Regions from separate parts of the Homo sapiens genome. Here all the other regions are linked to region 3. A link is a contact called in ENCODE Hi-C or POLR2A ChIA-PET data. All regions are on one chromosome and are shown on one strand. The core of a region is the stretch at or near the end of the contact, and the rest is flanking DNA. Distances in the headings are between cores, read along the strand shown. Region 1 holds the start of OSER1 (oxidative stress responsive serine rich 1). Region 2 holds the start of ADA (adenosine deaminase). Region 3 overlaps MYBL2 (MYB proto-oncogene like 2). Region 4 holds the start of PKIG (cAMP-dependent protein kinase inhibitor gamma).

The links. Hi-C counts contacts between places; a loop is a spot of excess contacts on that map. ChIA-PET counts read pairs that join two places held with the same protein, here RNA polymerase II (POLR2A). Pooled maps may share reads with other maps.
Region 1: a loop to region 3 is called in a map of B cell, with 27 times the contacts of the local background. The contact joins the promoter of OSER1 here to the enhancer-like site in region 3. A Hi-C loop is called at or near these places in 1 of 168 maps with a recorded cell type or tissue (B cell), 4 of 37 single-sample maps with no recorded cell type and 5 of 50 pooled maps. POLR2A ChIA-PET finds 5 or more read pairs at or near these places in 2 of 52 experiments (CD8-positive, alpha-beta memory T cell and activated CD4-positive, alpha-beta T cell).
Region 2: a map with no recorded cell type shows a loop between it and region 3 (7-fold over the local background). The contact joins the promoter of ADA here to the enhancer-like site in region 3. A Hi-C loop is called at or near these places in 7 of 37 single-sample maps with no recorded cell type and 5 of 50 pooled maps. POLR2A ChIA-PET finds 5 or more read pairs at or near these places in 2 of 52 experiments (B cell and SK-N-SH).
Region 4: a pooled map shows a loop between it and region 3 (5-fold over the local background). The contact joins the promoter of PKIG here to the enhancer-like site in region 3. A Hi-C loop is called at or near these places in 1 of 37 single-sample maps with no recorded cell type and 4 of 50 pooled maps. POLR2A ChIA-PET finds 5 or more read pairs at or near these places in 2 of 52 experiments (A549 and K562).

What each region holds. Positions count from the first base shown.
Region 1 is chr20:44,209,085-44,212,431 of GRCh38, reverse strand. OSER1 (oxidative stress responsive serine rich 1) reads left to right here and starts at 1,661. Exons shown (of 4, transcript NM_016470.8): 1 at 1,661-1,736. It overlaps OSER1-DT (OSER1 divergent transcript), which reads right to left and starts at 1,472. Exons shown (of 3, transcript NR_038339.2): 1 at 1,355-1,472. RefSeq lists silencers at 1,259-1,707, 1,903-1,972 and an enhancer at 1,632-2,251.
Region 2 is chr20:44,649,796-44,653,139 of GRCh38, reverse strand. It overlaps ADA (adenosine deaminase), which reads left to right and starts at 1,441. Exons shown (of 12, transcript NM_000022.4): 1 at 1,441-1,565. The coding sequence starts at 1,533. RefSeq lists a silencer at 1,243-1,632 and enhancers at 669-1,652, 1,883-1,992.
Region 3 is chr20:43,679,901-43,683,229 of GRCh38, reverse strand. It overlaps MYBL2 (MYB proto-oncogene like 2), which reads right to left. Exons shown (of 14, transcript NM_002466.4): 3 at 1,375-1,446; 4 at 344-436. Among named protein-coding and RNA genes, the nearest start is that of MYBL2, 14 kb to the right of the region's middle. Within about 2 kb of position 1,514, at least 9 of the 41 ENCODE cell types and tissues checked have a DNase peak (open chromatin) inside an H3K27ac peak, as active enhancers do; they include B cell, where a contact is called at or near this core.
Region 4 is chr20:44,580,795-44,583,860 of GRCh38, reverse strand. PKIG (cAMP-dependent protein kinase inhibitor gamma) reads right to left here and starts at 1,282. Exons shown (of 4, transcript NM_001281445.2): 1 at 1,130-1,282.

The sequences.
Region 1 (3,347 bases), core at 412-2,911, 530 kb before region 3:
TCTCAAGGATATATGAGATTTTATCTTAAGTTATATTTTGAAGTGGCAGCTTAAAAAGACATGTTTGGTTTTGATACATTTCACTTGGCAAGGTCTGAGAAAATAAATACATCATATTTCCCGCTTTTTCTTGTCCAAGAGATGTTGAGAAGGGCAGTTTAAATCCTGACTTACTAGCACTGTGAGACAGGACAAAGGCAGCTAGAACAAGTTATCTGATCTCTAACATAATCTAATGCTATCTAACTAGCATCATTAGGTTACAATGAACAGTTTTCTTTCAACCGGTCAGTTACTGAGCCTCTGGTATGAACGACGAGAATTTAAAATGTTTTATCCAGGGCCAACATCATGCTTCATGTTTAACAACGTTATACAATAAATTGTTAGATTTCATTTACAGACATAGGCCAGGCATTCCAAAGCCTGGCTGTAGTTAAGCTGGACACAGTTAAACCATCTTCGGCAGCCTATCTAGTTGACTACAACTAAGGTATTGGGGAATGACGGTGGATGGGGCCAGTTTTGGTTCAGGGAAAAACCCTCACTCTAGGGGTGGGCCACAATCAACGCCATCCAACTCAATTGCGCAAAATCATCTGTTCTCACGAAGCTTTGAGCAGTGCAGACGTGGAGCTGGAGATTGGCAGGCGAGGAGAGGCACAGCTAGATCAGCAGAACCAGTCCTGGTGATGGAGCGGGTGGCAGCTGTTGCACAGATCACCTTTTCCCGCCTACCATCTGAGCAACATTCAGAATCAGAAAAATGTAAAGAATCCTAAAATTCATCTCCTTTGGTGAACTGCCTAAATCTTTTTGCAAAATTTGGTGTGTAGGTGCATTTCTTTGGCAAGAGGATCTACAGTTCTCACCAGATTCTCAAAGGAGTCTACGCCTGAAAACACGAGATTCACCGATAAGGTTCAACTTCCTCACTTACTAGATGGAAAACTGAGAGGCCCAAAGGAGGAAAAGCAGTTGCCTCAAGACAAACAGCAGAGATATCAAAACCGAAGGCATTTCAATTCAATTCTAATTCTGGCTTCACACTATTGACCCTGGCCACGTCCAATACCTCTTCACTTCTCTGCAGGACCTAAAAGATCACCAGGAGGCGAGGGCTGGTGTCCGAGTCCCGGAGAGGTCGCAGGCAGTCCAGATTCTAGCATCACAGAAACTCTGGCCAAGCGCTCAGCCGGGGATTGTCTGCCATAAAGACCCCCGCACCCTGTCCTCGCCCCCGCCCCGTGGAATTCCTCTGCATAGGTGACTCCACGTAGAGGACCGAGCGCAAGGAGATCCCGGGGCGGTGGAGGCAGAGGACTACTGTGAAGAATGACGCCTACTCACTCACCTAACAGAGAGGAGGAAGCAGGCACGCCCCAAAAGCGGGTCGGGAGCAAATCCACGCCACTGGGAGGAGGCAAACCGAAGAATAACAGGAAATTACGTAAGGCGCACGTGCTTCTGAGGGGGGCGGGTGCGGGGCGTTGGAGAGGCGCGGCCGCCGCCCTGCGTCTGCGCAGTCGTCGGCTGCCGCGCTGCCGAGTCACTGGGGTGGGAGGAGCATAAGCAGGGGGAGGGGTGCATGCCGGAGTGCGCAGGCGCAACGCGACTCCCGAGGCGCGGGCCGCCCCCTTGGCTGGTTTGGATCCGGGTCAGTCGGGTGCCGAGATTTGGGAGAGACGCTCTGAACTGACTGCCCCGCATCACCGGAGCGTCCCAGCTGCGAGGAGGTAAGTGCCCTGACGTGACGGGGAGGGGCCGCAGCACTGCGTCTCAGCTTCCACTGCCGGTCTGGCCGCGGGCGGTTTTCCCCGGGCCCGCCCGCCTTGGGTCGCGTCGTCTCCCGACGCCTCCTGCCTGGGCCGGGCCTGGGCCTCTCCGCGCCCCCTTATCTGCCGCGGCCTGTGCCTGCTGGAGCTCCGAGCTCCACGCTCTCTCCCCTTCCCGCCTTCCCGTCCTCCCGCGGTCCCCCGCCCCGTCTCGCTCCTCCGCCGTCTCCCGCCCAGCGGCAGCTTCCCCTTTTCGCCCTCCTTGGCCGCCCTTTGCCCCTTCCAGTCCTTTCTCTCTCGCCTCGGAGCCCCATTCTCTTTGGCTACCTCTTCGGCCCCACTCCTTTCTTCTCCCGCATCCCTTGTGCCTCGCTCCGACTCCAGCCTCTCGTTCTGACCCCAGGAATCTCCCGAGGAGCGCAACTTCACAGCTGGAGACCCCGGGCGGGCAGTGCCCCTGGACAGCTCCCTGCTTGGCGTTGTCCCCACACTCCAAGCCCCGTCCTACCCCTCTGGGTTCTGACTAGGAATTTTCCTCCGTTCATGTTTAACCGCGACAGGCACAGACTCTGGGTGAAAAGAAAGAACTTTGTGCTTTGGCTGCAGCGCTGCGAGTATAAAGGGATGAGTGGGTTGCACGGAGAGGTGTGAATGTGCTTTTTGTCCTGGGGGCCGATTGTTTCCTCCCGGTCTAGTTTGCCTCTTAGAGTTGCTGGGTTTGGTTTTCTTCCCCATACTCTACGCTTTCTGGTGGTCTGGGAGTTTCGAAATCTTTAATGTTGTGATGACAACGCTTACCCGCGCATCCCTTCTTGATCGTTCTTAGGTCTTCTCAGGGGCCTGGAAGTGTAGACCTAGGCTTGGGATTCAAGGAGGTCTTGGTTAAAACGGCAAGATGTAAATAAGATTGTGACGCATCCATTTTGTTGAAAGAAAAAACCAGGAATTTGGCCTTTTGATGGAGGAACTTAGAAGAACTTTGTAATTTTTGTAAGGTTGTGGAAAATCCGAGGCAAAGTTAAATTGCCTGGTGTGATTTGACTTTAACTTCGAATAGGCTTTTTAAAGTTTCATCTCTTTGGAGATTGTTCAACTTCACGAGTTCACTGCAGTGAAAACGCCAAGACTGTCTCCCACAAATTTAATATTAATGAAGAAAGGCAAGCCAATTATATCTGTTGTCCGGAGTTAGTTGTACAGCCCTTTCTTTGAATGGGGATCTGGGGATGCAGAGGAGCATAATGAGCCTTTTATAATTACAAACATGCTCTTCTCTAGCTCTTAAGGTTATGCCTAACGCTCATTTGCTCTTGGCTAAAATAACTGAGAAAAAAAGTGAGTAGTAAAAAAATGCTGGAAGTCTGAAAATGGTTTAGACAGAACTTCATTCCTGAAGTTTTAGTCTGTAGCCAGATTTTAATTCTGGCCTGTTTTGGTTTTTAGATGATAGATCTTTTAGTGTGTCAACAGGAATGTAAAGTTTGTATTAACATCTAGGGTGATCACCTGCCATGCTATTAAGTCAGCATGGTATAATTAAAAGTTACATATGTAGGTTCAGAGCCTCTTAGC
Region 2 (3,344 bases), core at 192-2,691, 970 kb before region 3:
GCGCCTGTAATCCCAGCTACTCGGGACGCTGAGGCCGAGAACTGCTTAAAATCCAGGAGGTGGAGGTTGCAGTGAGCCGAGATTTCGCCACTGCACTCCAGCCTGGGCGACAGAGCAAGAGTCCATCTCAAAAAAACAAAAACAAAAACAAAAAAACAAAAAACAAAAATTAGCCAGGCGTGGTTGTGGGCGCCTATAATCCCAGCTACTCGGGAGGCTGAGACAGGAAAATCGCTTGAAACGCTGGGGGTGCGGGGGAGCGGTGGGGAGGAGGCGGGCCAGAGGGGCAGAGGTTGCAGTGAGCCCAGATCGCGCCACTTCACTGCAGCCTCCGCGAAAGAGCGAAACTCCGTCTCAGTAAATAAATAAATAAATAAATAAATAAATAAATAAATAAATAAATAACCTGTACCCGCGTGTTATTTCCCTCCGTCCTTACCTCCTCCCGGCTCCTTCCCTTTCACCTGAGATAACCACTCTTCTCGTATCTATGCTCATCTTTCCCTTGCTTTACATTTTTTCCACCGATGCATGTGTCTAAACATACATACTTTTGGTTTTGCTTTTACACATTCTAAAAGTTGCACCATTGTATGCAGTTTTCCGCAACTTAGTTTTTTTCACTCAACATTGTTTCTGAGACATTGTTTCTGTTGTTGTCTGGCTGAAGTTCATTCCGTTTCACTGCTGTCTAACGTTTCATGGTGTGAATATTCCGGTTTATTTGCCCACTCGCCCGTGGAGGGGCATTTGAGGGTGTTTCCAATGTTCCTGTTATTCGGAATAGCGCTGGTGTGAACATTCTGCACAGGTCTCTGGCTGCGCCTGGGCGGGTTTCTTAAAGGTGAATGCCCAGGAGGGGACTGTCTGTGTTCTCCCTCCCTCCGAGCTCCAGCCTTCCTCGCCTCCTTTCACTCCCAGCTCCCTGGAGTCTCTCACGTAGAATGTCCTCTCCACCCCCACCCACCCCTGATGAACTCCTGCAGGTTCTGCAGGCCACGGCTGGCCCCCCTCGAAAGTTCCTTAACTATACAATTATGGTGTGTGTTTCTGCGACGAGCGTCCGTCTATCCGGTGGAAGGCACGCCGCTCGAGGCTTGCGATGCTCCCGGGGTCCCCGCTTCTAGCTTGGGCCTGGCGCACAGCAGCGCCCAGACTGCAGGGGGACGCTTGAAAGTTGCTGGAGGAGCCGGGGGGAAGGCAGCGCCCAGCGAGGCGGCTGGAGCGCGCGCCCACAGGTGGGTCCGGTCGGGCGCCGCGGGGCCGTAGTTTTCGGGTCGGCGGGCGAGGACGCCGGGTCCAGAATTCCAGGAAATGCGCGATCCAGGCCGGCGGGCGGGGCGGGGGCTCCGGCGAGAGGGCGGGCCCCGGGAACGGCGGCGGGCGGGGCGGGAGGCGGGGCCCGGCCCGTTAAGAAGAGCGTGGCCGGCCGCGGCCACCGCTGGCCCCAGGGAAAGCCGAGCGGCCACCGAGCCGGCAGAGACCCACCGAGCGGCGGCGGAGGGAGCAGCGCCGGGGCGCACGAGGGCACCATGGCCCAGACGCCCGCCTTCGACAAGCCCAAAGTGAGCGCGCGCGGGGGCTCCGGGGACGGGGGTCCGGCGCCTGGGCGGCCCGAGGGGCTTAGCGGGGCCCAGCCCGGGGCGTCCAAACCCTGGGAACGAACGGGGGCTCCTGCAGGCGAGTTCTTCCTTCGGCTTAGGCCGTGGCTTGCTTGCGGGCTAATCAGGGACAATGGGGCAGAGAAGGTCCAGAACCCGGAGGCCTCCAGAGTCTGCTTCTGCCCCTGACTTGACCCCTCTGGGTCTCAGTTTCGCTGTCTGTCAAGTGGGCATCCTAGCACCGCTGAGCGCTGTGTGGGCCTGGGCAGGGACTTGAGGTCTCTGAAGCTCAGCTGTATGATCAGGCCCGATGTCTACGCCGGATAGGCACCTAGTGCTGTGCCCGGCGCCTACTGAGTGCTCAGTGAATGGAAGCAGCTTTGTACGCCAGCGTTATGGTGGTGAGCGCCAAGGAGCTCAGGTTTGTGGATGCGCCCCGGGGAAGAACCGTGAGCCCTGCCAGAAAGGGGAGGGAGGGGAGCAGAGCACCCCCCTTCCCCCGCGCGGGAAGAACAGGAGCTAGGTAGGCCCTGGGTTTGGGGCCCTAGCAGGGTTCACTCGAGGCCAAGCCATGGCCACTGGCCCCAGGGGAGAATCCCCTTGTTTCTCCGCCCACCAGCTGTGGCGTCTTGGGACTGTTGGGGTCAGGGAGGGTCTGGACCCCCTTGGCCTGTCGCAGAGTCCGAGAGGAGGGGCCCAGGAGTCTGCCAAGCAGGGTGAGTCAGCCAGTAGGGTGTGAGAGTGGTTGGGGAAGGAGTCAGCTGCAGTCAGCCTCAACTTACCCTTCTAAGAAATAGGTGTGAGTGGCCCAGGAGGTTGGCTCACGCCTGTAATCCCAGCACTTTGTGAGGCTGAGGCGGGAGGATCATTTGAGTCCAGGAGTTTGAGACTAGCCTGGACAACAAAACTAGACCCCGTCTCTCCAAAAAATAAAAAAAGTTAGGGGAAGTGTGTGTGGTGGTGCACTCCCGTAGTCCCAGCTACTCAGGAGGCTGAGGCGGGAGGATCGCTTGAGCCCAGGAGGTTGAGGCTGCAGTGAGGTGTGATGGTGCCACTGCACTTCAGCCTGGGAGACAGAGCGAGACCCTGTCTCAAAAAAAAGAGAAGAAAAAGAAAAGAAAAGAAATAGGTGTGAATGATGATGACAGCTATCACAAAAGTGCCGGTGAGAATCCAGTGAGTGTGCATGTGTCAGTGAGGGAGACAGGCTGTGGAGAGCCCACCTACCTTCTGAGGAGGGTGAGGCCTGGCCCCCACTACTGATGCCCCCAGCCCAGGGAAAATGCTCAGCTACTCCCCGTCAGAAGCTGGAAGCACTGAGGTGCTGTACAAGCCCTCCTACCCCCACCCCTGCCTCCTTCACGTCTTACTGGAGCTGGGGCCCATGATTGGCGCCTCCCCTTTGCAGTCTTTTTATTAAATGCTCTGGGCTCCCTCTGCCCTTGGGCTGGGGACCCACTGTACCCTGATGTGAATCCTATGGCAATAGCAAAGCTCTTTGATTGGCGGGGTGCAGTGGCTCACGCCTATAATCCCAGCACTTTGGGAGGCAAAGGTGGGTGGATCATGAGGCCAGGAGTTCGAGACCAGCCTGGCCAACATGGCAAAACCCCATTTCTACTAAAAATATAAAAAATTAGCTGGGCATGGTGGCGGGCGCCTGTAGTCCCAGCTACGCAGAAGGCTGAGGCAGGAGAATGGCATAAACCCAGGAGGTGGAGCTTGCAGTGAGCCGAGATCTCG
Region 3 (3,329 bases), core at 265-2,764:
GAGCAAATGTACAGAACCTGCAAGCCCCCTACAAGCATCACCTGCTTAATTCTCATGACAACGCTGCACTGCTACTGCTCCCCTCCATGGGTGGAACAAGAGAAGCCGAGTAATCAGCCCAATAGCCCTCAGACCATGAGTGAGGAAGCCTGGAGACACTCTGAAACTTGGAATCTCAGGGCTGGAGCCAGGGCAGCATAAGAGTGTCCAGACTGGCTGGTAGACAACTCACACCCAATGCTCAGCTTGACACCCCCAACCCCAACACAAGGCAATCTCACAGTCCCCAGGTACACTGGTGGGTGAAGACCCACTGTGTGCAAGGCACTGTCCCAGCAGTTACTTTTTGGTCTTCCTCTTTGGTCCATGGCCCCTTGACAAGGTCTGGATTCAAAACTCTCAGCCACCTGTACTGGCATTGCTGGTCAGTGCGGTTCTGGGAAAAGAACAGAAGAACAAACCAATCTGTGAGAACTTCTGGGACCTCGGGCTGGGGGCCTGGTTAAGTACTAGGCTCAGGGGCCTATGGCCTGGGACTAGGCACACCTTGGGTAGGTGTGTCCTGTTCCATGCAGCCACCACTCACTGCAAGCCCACATGCCGGAACATGGGCGGTTTCCCTTTGCTACACGAGAGGGCAAACTCGGTCCCCTGTGGGAAGCCGCTCCCTACCAACCGAACACAAGGGGCCACCATCACAAGTCTTTAATTCCTTGTACGTCAGGGACCCCTGCTTTTTTCTAGGAGAGCATTTTTATTCCCTGAAGAGTTCAGATTACACAGAAGAGGGGGAGATGAGGAAATGGGGCAGGAAAGGATCTGGTGACATGCTTTCTGAGCAGCCCAGGCAGTAAGACATATGGCAGCTCCTGCCACACCCCCTCCCTCCCAGACACCTGTGGGTCAGGGGTGGGAGGGCCTGAGAAGGAGGTCCTGAGGGGAACCCCCTCACCATCAGGAGGCTCTAAATACTCGAATGTGGTAGCACCTGCCAGCCCTGCAGGGGCCTCACCATGAAGCCTGCTGAAAGCATCACTTCCCCTCAGTTTCAGTCTCACTGTTGAGAAACCGAACACCTGTTCACTCCTGACTTACAGGAAGAAATGCAAATATGCACCACATGCTGCAAATGTCTCAGAGCCTGAAGACCACCAGGCATGCTGAGGAGCTGGAAGATGTTTACAGCAGTGTACCCTGAATGCCAGCTTGGGAAGAGAGATCCTACAAAGGTCCATTTGCCCTGTTTTATTTGGTTTTGTTTTCAGGGGCTGAGTAAGGAACTCCCTTTTCCCCTCCTTGGCAAAGTCTGTCCCAGGCACACTGTTCTCCCAGAGCCCTTGCCCCGAGGGAGGGCCACAGCAGGACTGTACTCACAGGGAAGTGGCTGGCCAGGAACTTCCAGTCCTGCTGTCCAAACTGCCTCACCAGGGCCCTCAGCTGCTCGTCCTGCCAACACCAGAAAGACAGGGGCTCAGCACACATACGTGCAGAAAACCTCAGGGCTGCCCGTGACAGAGCCCAATCTAAAAGAACAGCCTCGTTCATCCATTCCGTCATGAAGTGAATACGTACAAGGTGCCAGGCACTACAGCTGCAGCAGCAGGCAGCAAAAGAGCTGCCCCTGATCTCATGGGAGGGAGCCAGCTGCCAATGGAAGGCTCACAGGAACAAAAGTAAAGCCACCCCCTGCTGGGAGATATGGAGAGGTACGTGGTGACTGCCTACTCAGGGACACTAAGGGACAGGTTCCAAGGAAATGCAGAATAGCTAAAATGGAGGAAGCAAAACAGATCCAAGATGATTTTGGAGGGAACCATAGGGGCCAGACCATTCGCAGCATCAGTTCAACCATCTATCATGCAAAACCACTGATGTGTTTGAAGAGTGGGTGGTCACAGTCAAACGTTCTATGAAGAGAACTTTGTAAAGTTCTCTTTGCCTGCTACAGGGTGGGAAAGGGGCTGGAAGGGAGCCGAGCGGACATAAGGAGGTCATTACTGAACTCAGGCCAGAGCTGACAGTGATTCAGCACTAGAAGCTGGAGGTCTGGGCAAAAACAAGAGTAGTTAGAAGACAGGCTAGTATCTATCAAAATAGCCTCCCGAAATGAACTACCAATTCACGCGATAACATGAATCTCAGTGTCACTATGATGTGTGAAAGAAGCCAGACACAGGAGGGTACATGCCGTATGATTCCATGCACATGAAGTTCTAGAAAATGTAAACTAAGCTATAGGGACAAAAAGTGGTTGTCTGAGGCCAGTGGTGGAAAGGGATGAACAGCAAAGGGGGGCAAGGAATGTCTTGGGGACAATGGAAATGTCCTATAGCCCGGCTGTGCTGGTGGTTCTACTGAATTGTACTACAAATGGTTGTAGTTAATTATATATAAAGTTTTCCTCAGTCAAATCAATTAATATATAAAGAAAATGTCAAGCCAGGCGCAGTGGCTCACACCTGTAATCCCAGCACTTTGGGAGGCCGTGGTGGGCAGATCACGAGGTCAGGGGTTCGAGACCAGCCTGGCCAATATGGCGAAACCCCATCTCTATTAAAAATACAAAAATTAGCCAGGTGTGGTGGTGGGTGCCTGTAATCCCAGCTACTCGGGAGGATGAGGAAGAATTGCTTGAACCTGGGAGGCGGAGGTTGCAGTGAGCCGAGATCATGCCACTGCACTCCAGCCTCGGCAACAGAGCAAGAGTGAGACTCCATCTCAAACAAAAGAAAAAAGAAAGAAAATGTCATGCATATAAACAATGGATATTACTCAGTCGAGAGAATTCTGACACATGCTACAGCATGGATGAAAGCTGAGGACACTATGCTAAGTCAAATAGCCAGACAGGGCAAATACTCAGGATTCCACTCACAGGAAGCATCTAAAATAGTCAAAATCAGGCAGGGAGCAGTGGCTCATGCCTTTAACCCCAACACTTCAGGAGGCCGAGGCAGGTGGATCACCTGAGGTCAGGAGTTTGAGACCAGCCTGGCCAACATGGTGAAAGTTCGTCTCTACTAATACAAAAATTAGCCCAGCGTGGTGGCAGGCGCCTGTGATCCCAGCTACTCGGGAGGCTGCAGCAGAAGATTCACTTGAACCCGGGAAGTAGAGGTTGCAGTGAGCTAAGATCATGCCATTGCACTGCAGCATGGGCAACAGAGCAAGACTCTGTCTTGAAAAAATAAAATAAATAAATAAAATAGTCAAAATCACAGAAACAGAGTAGAAAGATAGCTGCCAAGGGCTGGAGGGTGGGAGGAGAGTGAATTCATGTTTAATTAGTTTCAGTTTTCCATCCTTTTTTTTTTTTTGAGATAGGGTCT
Region 4 (3,066 bases), core at 33-2,532, 900 kb before region 3:
TTTAGCTACTCTGGGAAACTGAAAACCTAGGGTCCTTTGCTCCTAAAGCCATAAGGGCCCAATACAAAGGGAAAAGAAATATGGACAGTTCATTTCATACTGAATTTGGAAATACAGAGATCATCTAGTTTTGTCCCCTCATTAGGTACAAATAAAGAAACAAGACCCAGAGAGTGTGAAACACTTGCCCAAGGTGACAGTTTCCTTGGGTGACCCTTCTAATATATGGTAGCTTTTTGTTGAAGCTGAAATCTTCCCGTTAGCTGTAACTTTTCAAATATACTTAACCTGCTAAGAGGGGACACCTCCCCTGTTAGCACACTGCAAGCCATCTCAAGCCACCTAGGAATCCTCCTCAGTTCAGGGACCCACCAAGTAAGGGACCTGGGTACAGCAAGGGCCCCCTCTTTCCCTCTCTACAGAGTAGCTTGCTTAGTTTCAAACCCTGAAAACAGATACCAACAAATAAAATGCCTAAAGGCTTACATGTCCTGTTTATATTCCAGGCATAAACAGCAAATTTTTAAAAGGAAGCAATAAAAAGATCGCAAACCCAAGGTTAAAGATTTCCAACCCCTTTCCATCTTGGAGTTTTCCACACAGCTGCTGCAGCACTGGGTTTATATGTGGTAAATTCATGGAGTCTGACCATATCTGTAACTGAAATTTAACACAACAACCATGTTCCTGAGGGGGAAGATAATAGGGAATTTTCACTACTTTCGGAGACTTTTCTTTCTAGAATGTTTAAAAATTATTATACCACCTTTGTAATCAGAAAAAAAGAAAGGGTTTTACAAACACGAATTTCTTAGGGAAGATTTATTTCTTCACCTATATTTGGAGCAAGGAGCTGCTTTTAAAGCTCTGAATACTCTGTCAAAGTTCTTTGAGTAAAAATGAAACAGCATCTGAATGGAGCCCATTTGTGAGACTGGAGGCTCCGACTAGCCTTAGGCAGTTTCAGACAAGGCCATAATTTTCAGAGCAAGCTCACATATATCATTATATAAAAATAGACATTTTGTGGCCAACAGGCTGGAAAGCAAGCTCTCCAGAGAGCTCTGCCTCCAAGCTCTGCTTCTCCCTGGGGGTGTTGGGCAGGGGAGGAGAGTAAAGTTCTACTTACAAGACCAAAGTTTCCTCAAAATCCAGTGGTCCTCAGTCAGAAGCGGAGGCAGAATTTAAGAAACCAGGATTCAAGGTTAGCAGTCCAGACCTGTGGTGCGGGCAGGATTCTCACTTTACCCTCCTCTCTGTCTCTTCCCCGTGTCTCCTAAATGAAAAGCACTTTGAGGTTTTAGTGGGTGTTTCCCATGTCTCGGGCCAAGTAAGTCCCCATTTGTTGTAATCCAATGCTCAGCCTGATGATGTCAACCACACAACTCACTCACTCAGTTTCCACCTCTCTGTCCACAGGAGAGATCCATTTCCTTTGGACAATGAGCCAGGGGGCTGTAACTGCATCCCAGGCCACCACGCTTGCCTAATATCCTTCCTTCAATTTTCAACCCTGCAGCTTTAGTGACAAAAGGCTTCCTATCCACTCACTGAGCCAGGGTTCCTGGGTAAATTCCTTTGCTTCTTAGTGGGTTGTCTGCTTTCCTGTGTGTTTAATTCCTTTCTTTGGTATATAATATACTAGTTAGGGTGGAGATCTTCACCCCACCCCACACCCATCTCTTTCTTCCTGCCCAATTTTCCAAGTTGTTTCATTTCTCCCAGGTCTCCTAGGTACATGCTGGGCACAGTACATGAGTTTGTCCTTCATGTAGGGGAGGTGATGTGTGCCCCCGGGGAAGGCTTGGAAACAGCACTGGTGTGTCCCCTGGGAAACTGGGTTCCAGTCTTGGTCAGGCCTTCAACTGAATGAATGACCTCAAGCAAGTCACATCCCTCTCTGGACCTCAGTTTCCCTATCAACAAAATGCTGGCTTTGGTGCTTTCCACTTCTGAGATTCAATGAGTAAAAATCAGTGACTGGGGAACTTATAAACAAATGCATTATAGAGCATTTTACTACAAGCTACCCAACTACATGCTTGAGGGAAGGAAGAACCCTGGAGAAGTCAGAGGCCACTGCCCAAGATGCCAGGCTCAGCTGGGCACCTTTAACCCCCTTTATGAAGGAGATGAACAGATTCTCTGGGAGTAAAACCAAAAGAATTCACTGAACAAGTCCTTAGGGACATGAAAAGCAGCAGCATAAACTACAAGATAAGACAAACAAGTAACAGGCTATAAGTGTCCTTAGGGACCAACATGGAACAGCAGTGGTTACGAGAGATCATTTCTTGCATTTGGAGAGTGCTTGATGGTAAAGACAAAGAACATCTCTCTACTTTCGTGTACAATGGGGAGCGAGTGACATGCATAGTGGTTAGGAACATCATTTGGGAGCCACAGATGTGGATCTGAGTCCTGTCTGACTTAATTTCTCTGAACTTCAGTTTTTTTAACTGTCAAGTGGGATACTAGTGCCTCTGTTTTAGGATTGTGAGAATTAAAAAACACATGTAAGGAAACTGAAAGTATTTGGTACATACTAAGTATTGAATAAATGTTTGCTCTCGTTGTACATAATCTCATTTGATTCTCATAACATCCTTAGGAGAATCAGATAAGTGCTATGAGGCTACATTATTAATCTCTCCTTCCTGGATAAGAAGACATATACAGAGAAGTTAGGTGACATGCCCAAGGTCACACAGCTCAAAACGAAAGGGACAGAATTAGAAATGAAGCCTCAACTCCTAACTAGGTCAGCACACATGCCACACACATGCCAATGCCAATGCCATTTCTCAAAGTGGTTGCCGCAGCCAGCCTGGGAAAGGAAACACTCAGGCCACTAGGTCAGAGAGGCTGCTTTCCTTGCTTTGCTACCCAAATCCTGTGTGGCCTGAAGCAAGACTGGGCTTCAACTAACTCCCTCAAAAGGAGCAGATCTGATCTGTTTCAATGCCACTTTGATGGTGATGGGAAGGTAGGACCGGAGCTTTACTGGGAAAGCGGCTCTCTATAGGTAAGGAAGAGGCTGTGGTAATTTGTGGTTTAACAAGAATT